Linked DNA regions of Homo sapiens: region 2 is linked to region 1. Evidence: read pairs that join two places in POLR2A ChIA-PET (ENCODE). Cell type or tissue: Caco-2. All regions are shown on one strand. Links, peaks and the distances in the headings refer to the core of each region. The heading gives the core; the rest is flanking DNA. Region 1 overlaps LOC105374065 (a long non-coding RNA gene). Region 2 overlaps B4GALT4 (beta-1,4-galactosyltransferase 4).

Region 1 (5,377 bases), core at 239-5,238:
GCCTGGGGGCTATGTTTAGGGAGGAGTGGGGTTGCCTCAGGCCAGGGTTGATCAAGGCTTGGGGATAGGGTGATGCACAGAACCCAGAATCTTCATTCTGGCATCCCAGGAGGTCAGAAACAAAGCTCAGAGGCAAAAACTCTGGCCACACATTAAAATCATCTTGGGAACTTAAAAAAGGCTAATGTTAAAACCCTACCTTGACCGGGTACATCCCGGGATCTGCAGGCAGGACCTGAGAGAGAAGAAATCCTTTTAGGATGTGGATTGACAGCAGTGGCTCCTGACCGCAAGGCCCAGGCCACCCTGGCCCAGTCATGGGACACCCGCAGTTCTGGAGTGATGAGGGTAACTGCTGGAAATAAGGCACCAGGCTGCATTCCATTGGTATGGCCTCCTTGTCCTGAGCGTAAAAGTGCCTACTTGTGACATCAGAAGAATGTGTTGACAGATCTGTATCCCACTTCCAATTTTTACTATATTTTATGGTGGGAGCAGCAGCAACAGCAGCAGGATTAATTAAGCTGGTTTCCCTCTTTTTTTGGTCCCCATCAGCTTTCTGCAGCTGTTCATGGATAGAAACCATCCAGAAAGGTGTTTTGTTATTTTTGTTTTTTGAGGATATTGGAGACATTGGGTCCAGGGTTTTAGGGATTGTTATGGTTTGAATGTGACCGCCCCAAAATTCAGGTGATAGTATTAAGAGGTGATTTAGGTCACCTAAATTTAGGTGATTTAGGCCTTTAAGAGGTGATTAGGTCATGAGGGCTTCTCCCAGCTGAATGGGACTAAGACCCTTACAAAAGAGGCTTCATATAGCATTTGTCTGATTGACGCTTCTGCCTTCCACCATGTGAAGACTCGATGTTCCTCCTCTCTGGAGGACGCAGCCCTCACCAGGCAACTGAACCAGCCAGCGCCTTGATCTTGGAGTTCCCAGCCTCTGGAACTGTGAGAAATACATTTCTGTTCTTTGTAAATTTCCCAGTCTGTGGTATTGTGTTATAGCAGCAGAAAATGGGCTGAGACAGGAACCTTCCTCCTCAGGTCTTGGTGGCTCAATTTCTTCTAGCTGTATATGTAAGCTCCTATCACAGTGCCTGGCACATAGTGGGCCCTCAGCAAATGTTTGTTTCCTTCATTTCCAATGAGACAGCAGAGATTCTCAGAAATGTTAAATTTCAAATATGTTCTGACAGAAAATTGCTACCAAATTACTTTTTGTCTGTTCAGGACACTCTTGGTAAAAACAGAAAGATGGGAGCATAGAGAGTTGGCCCATCTTCAAAATAAACCTAGAAATGTTGGTTGACACCTAGGTGTCAGGCACTGCAGAGGCTAGCATGAAAATGCAGTGATAGATTATACAGGGCACTTGCCCTCCAGTATCTGATAATCTATTTGAACAGGTAAGATGTGAGCATGTGAAACCTTAACAATAAAGGATTTATAGAACAGCCCAAGACAACAGTAGAATTGCTGTCGGGGGCATATCAGGAGTATGCAATTTATTGCCTAATAAATCTGAGGACAGCTGGAACTGGTCAGAAAGAGGAAAAGCTACTTCAGGTTGGGGTAGTTAGAATGAAGGAGAAAGCAGCTGGTGTGAACAAAAGTGTTGAGCCTGATCTGGGCCTAGGTATGCCCCAGATACAGACAGCAAACCCAGCTGGCAGGAACAAGGAGAGTTTTAGGTAAGTTTAGTGGGAGGGTGAGCTGTGCCTCACTGGGGTCCCCCTTAAGACAGTTCTGGTGAGACCAGTCTTCCTCCCTTGATTAATTCTTCTTTGACAAGCATTTGCTGGGCACTGATCATGTGCCAGGCACAGTGCTAGGTGTGGGGGATTCCAAGATAATTATAACAAGTTCTAGGCTCAAAGAGCTCACAGTCTAGTGGGGAAAATGAGATTTCAAGCCCCAAACCAAGGTGAGATTTCATCCTGCAGGAAGTAGGGAGGAATGAAGATTTTTCTAGCAAAGTGGGTTTGAATTGAAAAGGGATTGTGGGCCGGGCTCAGTGGCTCACGCCTGTATTCCCAGCACTTTGGGAGGCCAAGGCGGGTGGATCACCTGAGTTAAGGAGTTCAAGACCAGTCTGGCCAACATGGCGAAACCCCATCTCTACTAAAAATACAAAAATTAGCCGGGCGTGGTGGTGGGCACCTGTAATCCCAGCTACTCAGGAGGCTGAGGCAGGAGAATCACTTGAACCTAAGAGGCGGAGGTTGCAGTGAGCCAAGATTGCACCACTGCACTCCAGCCTAGGTGACAGAGTGAGACTCCATCTCCAAAATAAAAAATAAAAAAGAAAAAGAAAAAGAAAAAAAAGAGATATTGTGGCTCTTCCCTCAGCTCAGTAGAAGATCTGAGAGTAGCACTGTTTCCATTTGCCACAGGGTCTTCTGGGTCTCTTGCGCAGAATCATCTTTTTGTGCCACTTACAAAGCACAATCCTTGAGAAAAGTTTTTCAGTTTGCAGGACTGACCGTGATCTTTTTAAACAGGGAGACTGCTTGCTGTCAGTATCACCTGTATTTTGCATTGAGCTTTCTGAAACTGAGGAGGACCAGGTAGCTCTAGGGAGCTCCCTTCCAGCCTCCAGGATGCTGATGCAATGACTGAGCAATGGAGAGTTTTGCAATATGCTTACAGAACCAGACCAGCTTGCTTTTCCTAAGGAAACCTTGGTGTCCTAAGAAAACCTCAGGCTGGGTCCCTGCCCTGCCGGGTTGAAATTCCTTCTGTCTTCTGGTAGCATGCCTGTAGCACATGCTCTGTAACCAGCTTTAGGGAGTCCACAAAAGGCTTTGGAATGAAGTCAAATTTCAGTGCAAACTCAGTCTCTGCCTCTAACCAGTTGTGTGATTTTTGGCAAGTGACCTAACCTCTCCCAGTTAAAGTTTCCTCATCTGTGAAACAGAGTCAATAACTACTTTGCTAGGTGGTTATAAATATTAAATAAGATGAGTATTAAGTGGTGCATAGCAGATTATCTTACATATATTTTCTTCTATTACAAAGTGCATAATATTTTTCTGTTTTTGTTTTTTTGAGACAGAGTCTTGCTCTGTCACCTAGGCTGGAGTGCAGTGGTGCGATCTCAGCTCTCTGCGAACTCCACCTCCTGGGTTCAAGTGATTCTTCTGCCTCAGCCTCCTGAGTAGCTGGGATTACAGGCACAAGCCACCACGCCTGGCTAATTTTTGTATTTTTAGTAGAGACGGGGTTTCACCATATTGGCCAGGCTGGTCTCAAACTCCTGACCTGAGGTGATGCACCCTCTTCGGACTCTCACATTGCTGGGATAACAGGCATGAGCCACTGCACCCAGCCAAAGTGCATAATATTTCTACTAAGGAAATTAGTGTCTCTTGGCTCCATCTTAAAAAAAAAATCGAATTTCCTGGCTTTCCAACTACACCTTTCCTTCTGGCCTCACCCTGATATTTGAGTTCTGCAGATGGATATGCTCCCTATAGTAAATGCACCTGTCTCAGATGGGTTCAGGCAGAAAATTCTATTTCCCCAAAAGTGGGCTGAGCCAAAAGGCTATCCTTGCTTTTCCAGATCTCTTCCCTCAGGAACAAATTGAAGACCAAGATGAGGAATTTTTGTGTAACACAAGAAAACATAAAGAGGATTTCTGCATATAAATCTGTGTTTTCCTTTGTAAGACTTTTTATCTACTTATTTTTATTCAACAAACATATGAAACTTGCTGCGTGCCAGGCACAGTTCAAACCATTTTACAAATATTAATTCATTTAGCCCTCATAACCTCATGAGGTAGGTGTTGTTACCCCAGGTGGCAGTTGGGAGCCTTTGAGCCATAAAGAGGTTCTGAACTTGCTGAAAGCAACATGGTCATGCAGGTGACTTGAAGCCCAGGCATCGCAGTGGGGATAGAAAATTATTGTACAAAAATTAATGAAGAGAGCACATCTAAAATGCCTTCTTTCCACAAAGGGTTCAAGATGTTATCACGGGGGATTTAAATTTAGGTGAAGCAGCAACACTGCCATCCATCACATAAGTTGAAGAGATACCTAAGCCTGGCTTCCCACTTGAACTTTTGTGAGCTGTGCTTCCCTGGGGTGCCCCTTAAGACAGTTCTGGTGAGGTCATTCTTCCTTCCTTGATTGATTTTTCTTTTGACAAGCATTTGCTGGGCATTGACCATGTGCCAGGCACAGTGCTAGGTACTGGATTCCAAGATAATTATAACAAGTTCTAAGCTCAAAGAGCTCACAGTCTTAACGGGAAAAGTGGAGAAATGAACAGTCACACATGCCCTAAAGAAAGGACTCTGCAAGGATATCTCTGCCATTCTTCGCAGAAGCAAGCCTCACCTCTCAACTTAGAACTGGCGTCAGTACATTTATTTATGTGAGAGGCAATTGCCACAAACTGTCCACATAGGATGCCTTTTGTTCTTTGATTGGCTTGCTCCTTCACCACATCTCTCTTCTCATCTCTCTGTTGTTTGGACTTCTTCTTCTTCCTCTTCTCTTCTCTTCTTCTTCTTCCTCTTCTCTTCTTCTTCCTCTTCCTCTTTCTCTTCCTCTTTCTTGTTGAGTTGAAGTTTCACTGGGTCACCCAGGCTGGATTGCGGTGTCACAATCATAACTCACTGCAGTCTCAACCTCCCAGGCTCAAGAGATCCTCCTGCCTCAGCCTCCCGAGTAGCTGGGACCACAGGCATGAGCCACCACACACAGCTGATTTTTTATTTTTTGTAGAGACAGGTTCTCACTCTGTTACCCAGGCTCGTCTTGGACTCCTGGGCTCAAGCAATCCTCCTGCCTTGTCCTTCCAAGGCATTGGGATTACAGGCGTGAGCCATGGGACCGTGCCTGAACTTCTTATCCATCTTCCCTTTTTTTCTCCTAGCCTTTTGCTTTCTTCTTAGTCACCCACAGACCTTTCCAGGGTGTCTCCCAGGCACTTATTCTCTGAGCCTAATGTTTCTTGGGAAACCTTGACACAGACCTTTTCAAGTTCACAACAGGTTTTGATTTGTGACATTGGCATTTCCTGTCTTCTTGTGACTTAAGTGGTGAACAAAACATCTCAAGATGTTCTCTTATTCAAATGTGGTTTGATTGGGGAATGCTAAGGTCAAGAATGTTTCAAGGAGCAAGACATCAGAGTGGGTGCCAGGGATAGGGAAAGCAAACTCTGAGGGCAAAGTGATAAGCTCTCTCCTGCTTTCAGCCTCCTAAACACCACTGTCTGCATTAAACCCTCCCTCTTGGGAGGCCGAGGCAGGCAGATCACGATGTCATGAGTTCAAGACCAGTGTGGCCAACATGGTGAAACCGCGTCTCTATTAAAAATACAAAAATCAGCCAGGTGTAGTGGCAGGTGCCTGTAATCC
Region 2 (5,349 bases), core at 350-5,349, 950 kb before region 1:
TCTTGCAGAACATGTTAATGGTTTTTGGTAGGGACTGCATATATGAATAGGATTGGGGAAAGTGAATTTCAAGTCTGGGAGAAAATGTCTTTTATCTCACTCAAGTCCATTCACAGAGCATTTTGGGGCTCCCAGGAAATCTATCCATTGGGGCTTGAGTGGAAGTGATGGGGGTAAGGGCAGAAAAATTACAGATGGAGTTGGGGACAAAGTTCTGAGAGCAGCTGAGAACAGGAATGCACTTTCCAGGGTCCAGACAATACTAACTCTCTGTAGGAATTAAGACAATGACACACATTCAGGAAAATTACCACAAAGAAGTAGAGAAGCCAAGAAGAAGGCAATATGATGTAATGGTCTTGAAAGTCAAAGGGCCCGAGTTTTGCTCAGAATCTGCCATTTGCTGCCTGTGAGACTCCTGGCAAGGCACCCTCCTGGCTGAGACCTCTACTTACTCAACTTACTCAACTGCCCTCTTACCTCAAGAGTCAGAAGCATCGGCCAGGCACATTGGCTCACGCCTGTAGTCCCAGTACTTTGGGAGGAAGAGGCAGGCGGATCACCTGAGGTCAGGAATTCAAGACCAGCCTGGCCAATATGGTGAAACTCCGTCTCTACTAAAAACACAAAAATTAGCCGGGCATGGTGAGGCATGCTTGTAGTCCCAGCTACTTGGGAGGCTGAGGCAGGAGAATCACTTGAACCCAGGAGGTGGAGGTTGCAGTGAGCCGAGATTGTGCCACTGCACTCCAGCCTGGGTGACAGAGTGAGACTCTGTCTCAAAAAAAAAAAAAAAAAAAAAAAGAGTAAGCGGCACCAATAAAGTGTGTGTAAAGATATCACAAACTGCAAAGCACTATAGAAATGAATGCCAGTATAGGTGAGGAAAAAAAATCAATGAAAACTTCAAAGTAACACACTCTTTGTGTTAGGTAGTTGTGATATCCAAATAGCCTGCCCCCACATAATCCTTAGCAATTATAGTAGGCATAGCTGTCTCTACAATATTTAAAACAGTAGGCCTCTTTGGCAACTATGAGAAAATGCACAGGGCAGGAACTGGAGGAAGCCAGTTCCTTTGAAGCCAAACCCCCTGCCCAGTGGGGAGGCAAGAGCAGGGAGGGAGGCAGCAGTGAGTGGGCAGGCGGCCTCATGCCCCGTGTCACCAGCCTTTGATGCCCCAGTGCAGGGAAAGTGTCACAATGGCAGTGTCAAGGTCTTAAAAAACTATCTTCCACCTCAAGAAGTTCCATAACAAGTCATTTAAGGGACTTTTAGATTATCTTGGTTGAAAGAATTACCTGAAGAAAAATAAAAGGCATCATTCAGTGGTTTCCAACAGTTAAAAAATTGCAGATGTCAAAAAAACACAAGAGAGTTTCTGCATGGTACTAGCTATACTCCATTTCCATTGAGTAAGAAATTGAGTTCTCAAATACAGATCTTCAAATTCCTTGCACACACCATTCTCTTCCATTGCCCTTCCCAACCATGATGAGGGAGGGACCTACAACCTCTCAATTACCGTCTGTTAATATGGTCATAGTCAAGCAAATTGGGAGAGAGCTCTAGACAAAGTTTCTACAGAAAAGAGAAGGGACAGTGAGGGAGAGATTTACTCAACAGACTACAGCCTCATTAGCAAATCTCCCAAGAATGAAGCTCCTTTACAAAGTTTGAGCAAAAAACATGAAAACCCTGAGTATTTCTCTGCTAAGTAAAGAAAAAAACATGGCCGGGCACTGTGGCTCACACCTATAATTCCAGCGCTTTGGGCACCCCAGGCAGGCAGATTGATTTTGAGCTCTAGAGTTCAAGACCAGCCTGGGCAACATGGTGAGACCCCATCTCTACTAAAAATACAAAAAAATAGCTGGGAATGGTGGTGTGCGCCTGTGGTCCCAGCTATTCAGGAGGCTGACGGGGGGAGGATTGTCACTTGAGCCTGGGGGGTGGAGGCTGCAGTTAGCCGAGACTGCACCTCCGCACTCCAGCCTGGGTGATAGAGCAAGACCCTGTCGCAAAAAGAAAAAAAAAAAAAAAAAGGAAAAGAAAAATAACCACTTTTGCTCTTTTGCTCCCTGTGCTGAGTTAAAAGCTAAACCAAGCTAGCCCTAGGTAAACGTTTCATGCCTATGAAGTGTATTGTCCTTTCAAATTCTCCTTCCCCACTTGGGTGGTGACAACTCCTGTTTTATCTTAGGAGCACCAAACTTCCTACTCCCTCTCTCCCTGCTTGGGAAGGATTAGATATTATTTAAACTTCCTGGCTGGCACTCATTCTTGTTAAAGTTTAACTGTTGAGGTGTCATACAATAATGATGGATTGAGAACCCCTAGGGCTTGCATGATAAGCATAATGCATTCACGGAGAGGCCCAGGGAGTGAGACATGGACGGGCCTATCGTAAGATTGGAGCTGGTTCCACAAGGAGGTCACAAATGAGACAAACAAGAGAGGGACAGAAGGACGGGAGACAGAAGTAGTGGAGGGCTTTGTTTCATTTGTTCTGTTTTTAAGCTCTTTAGAATTATGGATACTGAAATGAACATATCTGTAGGCCTCAAAGAACAATAAAAAACACGAAGGAACACTCAAAGCTTTTTCACATTTTACTACAGAGGTATTTGATAGACATATTTATTATTAGTTAATATGTAAACTTGTAAACTGCTAATTCATATCCTACTTGTACAAAATCATTTTACAAAAACTCTTTAAAAACTAATAGAGAATGTATTCTCTGGTGGGCATCACTGGAAGGCATACCTGGGCAGGTCCTCCCCTGAAGGCTATCAGCAGCTGCAACCAGCTCAGCTACTGCTGCCTTTGCAGCCGACACTCCACCCTCCTGCTACCTCTTCATTCCCAAGTTCACTGTGTCCTGATTCGTCGCCTTTTCTCCCCTCTTTTGTGGACGCCTTCTCACCTGACACCACCACTTCACAGATGATTGTACAGGATAAATGAATAACAGTATTGTATCTTCGTACCTTTCTACCTTGGACGAGAACAACTCTGGTTCTCTCAGACATTCAGCAGTCTTATTTCCTGTGGCCTTTTATCCCATAATATATTACTTCAAATTTAAATAAATCTCCTTCAACCAGAGTCCTCAAATAGCGTTCATTTTATCCTTTGAGTCATCCTTTTATATAAAGTCCTTCAAGTATCCATATTACAATATTTAACCCTCATGATCAAAATGACTAAGAAAGCTGTCTTGTTACAACTGTTTTATACTCTACATCACCAGGAGCTCTGCTAAGAAAATACAAAAAGGAAAAATTCAGCTCAACAATGAGCTGTAACAGGTTCTTAATGTGTGCTACTATTTGAAGTCTCTAGGCCAAAATTATTGCAAACAAAGAATCAGTTCTTCCAAACATCACCAAAAGACCCAGGGTCATGCACCAAACCAGAAATCCACTGTGATGTTGATATATAAAGGATTGTGTTCCACAGATACTAATTTATAAGAACAACTACTCAACCCATCTGTTCTCCAGACTCGTGACACTTGGTGTAAGAGCTTCATCCTAAAGATAAAAAGAACAAATGTGAATGATAAGAATTTAACATATGTCTCCACTGCATTTTGCCTTGCCCTGAAATGTGGCAAACATATTTTTGTAAATTATTGTACCTGTTGTGTTTCCTACCATTACAAAGTTTGTTTGCCCCATTGAAGGTGACAGACATGATAGCCATGTATTCATGTGTCAGACTCCACGTGAGAACCCGGGGACCCATGATGAAAAGTGTCACTGCACTCAGTGAGCCCCCAGTCTACAGGACAGAAGGATGTGCAAGGAATACAGATACTACAGGATATGTACCAACCATTGCTAACTGATCCTTGGCTGAGCTTCAGGGGATCTCTGAATCTTCCTATGTTATAAGGAAAGTTTGTCTGTAGGTGGGTACATAGCTTTCACGAGCCTCCAAAAAAATTAGAATGTATGTAGATGAGGATGAATGAAGGGAGACCTAACTTCATGAGGAAGTCGGGTGAGGTGTCAGGGAGAAGGAAAATTTCAGTAACGCTGAAAGAGAGAAATCCACCAAGTGAAGAAGGTGAAGGAAAAAGCACTCCAGGCAGAGAGACCACCCTGGGCAAGATGCACAGACGCAAAAGAGCAGGATGCATTTAAAGAAGTCACTAGTGTGGCCAGAACCATGGAATCTGGGAAGACAAGTGGGCAGTGAACTGAATAGGTTCTACTTGTTCAGCAGTGAAGACAATAAATGCTAGTTACCCATGACAATATGGATGGGGATCAGATGCATAATGTTCAGCTAAATAAAGTCAGAGAAGAATAAATGCAGTGTGATTTCATTTACATAAAGTTGAAAAACATGCAGAACTAAGCAATCTTTTGTTTAGGGATACAAACATATGGGAAAACAAGAAAACCAAGAAACAGCAGAAATAACTATCATTATCACAAATACTTATCACAAAAATTCAGAGAAGTGTTACTTGGGTAGGTGGATAGGGGAGATGTGAAGGAGGAGACTACAGAATTAGGGAGGACCACACAGGTCATGCACTCAAAGTGGGGGTAGGAGATATCAGCAGTGTTCATGGCATCAAGAATCTTCATACTTTTCATACAATTTAGGAATACTCTTTTGTATCTACTCAATAATTAATTTTTTTAACATAAAGAGAAAAATGCATACCTATGGACAATGACTAGAAAAACATAGAAAATAGAAATAGCTATTTTGTTGGAGTGGTTGACTCTACCAAAAGGGTGAAAAGCCATTTAATAATGCTTTAAAATATAAACTTTAGGCCAGGCATGGTAGCTCATGCTGTAATCCTAGAACTTTGGGAGGCTGAGGCAGGAGGACTGCTTGAGCCCAGGAGTTTAAGACCAGCCTTTGGCAACACAGGAAGACCCTGTCTTTACAAAAAATAAAAAAAAATTAGCCAAGCATGGTGACACATGCCTGTGGTCCCAGCTACTTGGGAGGCTGAGCTTGGAGGATTGCTTGAGCCTGAGAGATCGAGGCTGTAGTGAGCCATGGTCACGCCACTGCACTCCAGCTTGGGAGCGAGACCCTGCCTCAGAAAAAAATAAATGAACTTTAACAGGACTGTTTAATATCAGGCTAAAAGCACTTTAATATTGTTTTAAAATGTAGACTATAACAAAAGCACTAAAAACCCCTTAAGACTGTTTGAAAATTTAAGGGGAAAAATCAGAACAAAGAAATACAGATTCTTCAATCAAAGCCTCATAAGAACTGGCTTATCTGCCAGGATTCCTTGTGAATAGGCCAATTCCCAAGGCAGGAAAAGTACAAGAAGAGCCTAGAACATTTCATCACAGCAGAGCA

Evidence for each region. ChIA-PET counts read pairs that join two places held together with the same protein. Peaks named below come from ENCODE experiments on the same cell type or tissue, not always from the same donor. Only the 100,000 strongest peaks of a DNase experiment are listed, where the experiment ranks them.
Region 2: POLR2A ChIA-PET joins it to region 1 with 5 read pairs; 1 of 35 experiments calls an interaction of 5 or more read pairs at or near these places.

Annotation. Positions count from the first base shown.
Region 1 is chr3:120,157,540-120,162,916 of GRCh38, forward strand. The region is part of intron 1 of LOC105374065 (a long non-coding RNA gene); the gene reads left to right. Among named protein-coding and RNA genes, the nearest start is that of GSK3B-DT, 65 kb to the left of the region's middle. In Caco-2, for the core only: no CTCF peak of the experiment used is centred there; a DNase peak (open chromatin) is centred at 2,682.
Region 2 is chr3:119,209,143-119,214,491 of GRCh38, forward strand. B4GALT4 (beta-1,4-galactosyltransferase 4) reads right to left here. Exons shown (of 8, transcript NM_003778.4): 8 at 2,600-3,539. The coding sequence ends at 3,407. Among named protein-coding and RNA genes, the nearest start is that of B4GALT4-AS1, 15 kb to the right of the region's middle. In Caco-2, for the core only: no CTCF peak of the experiment used is centred there; a DNase peak (open chromatin) is centred at 2,379.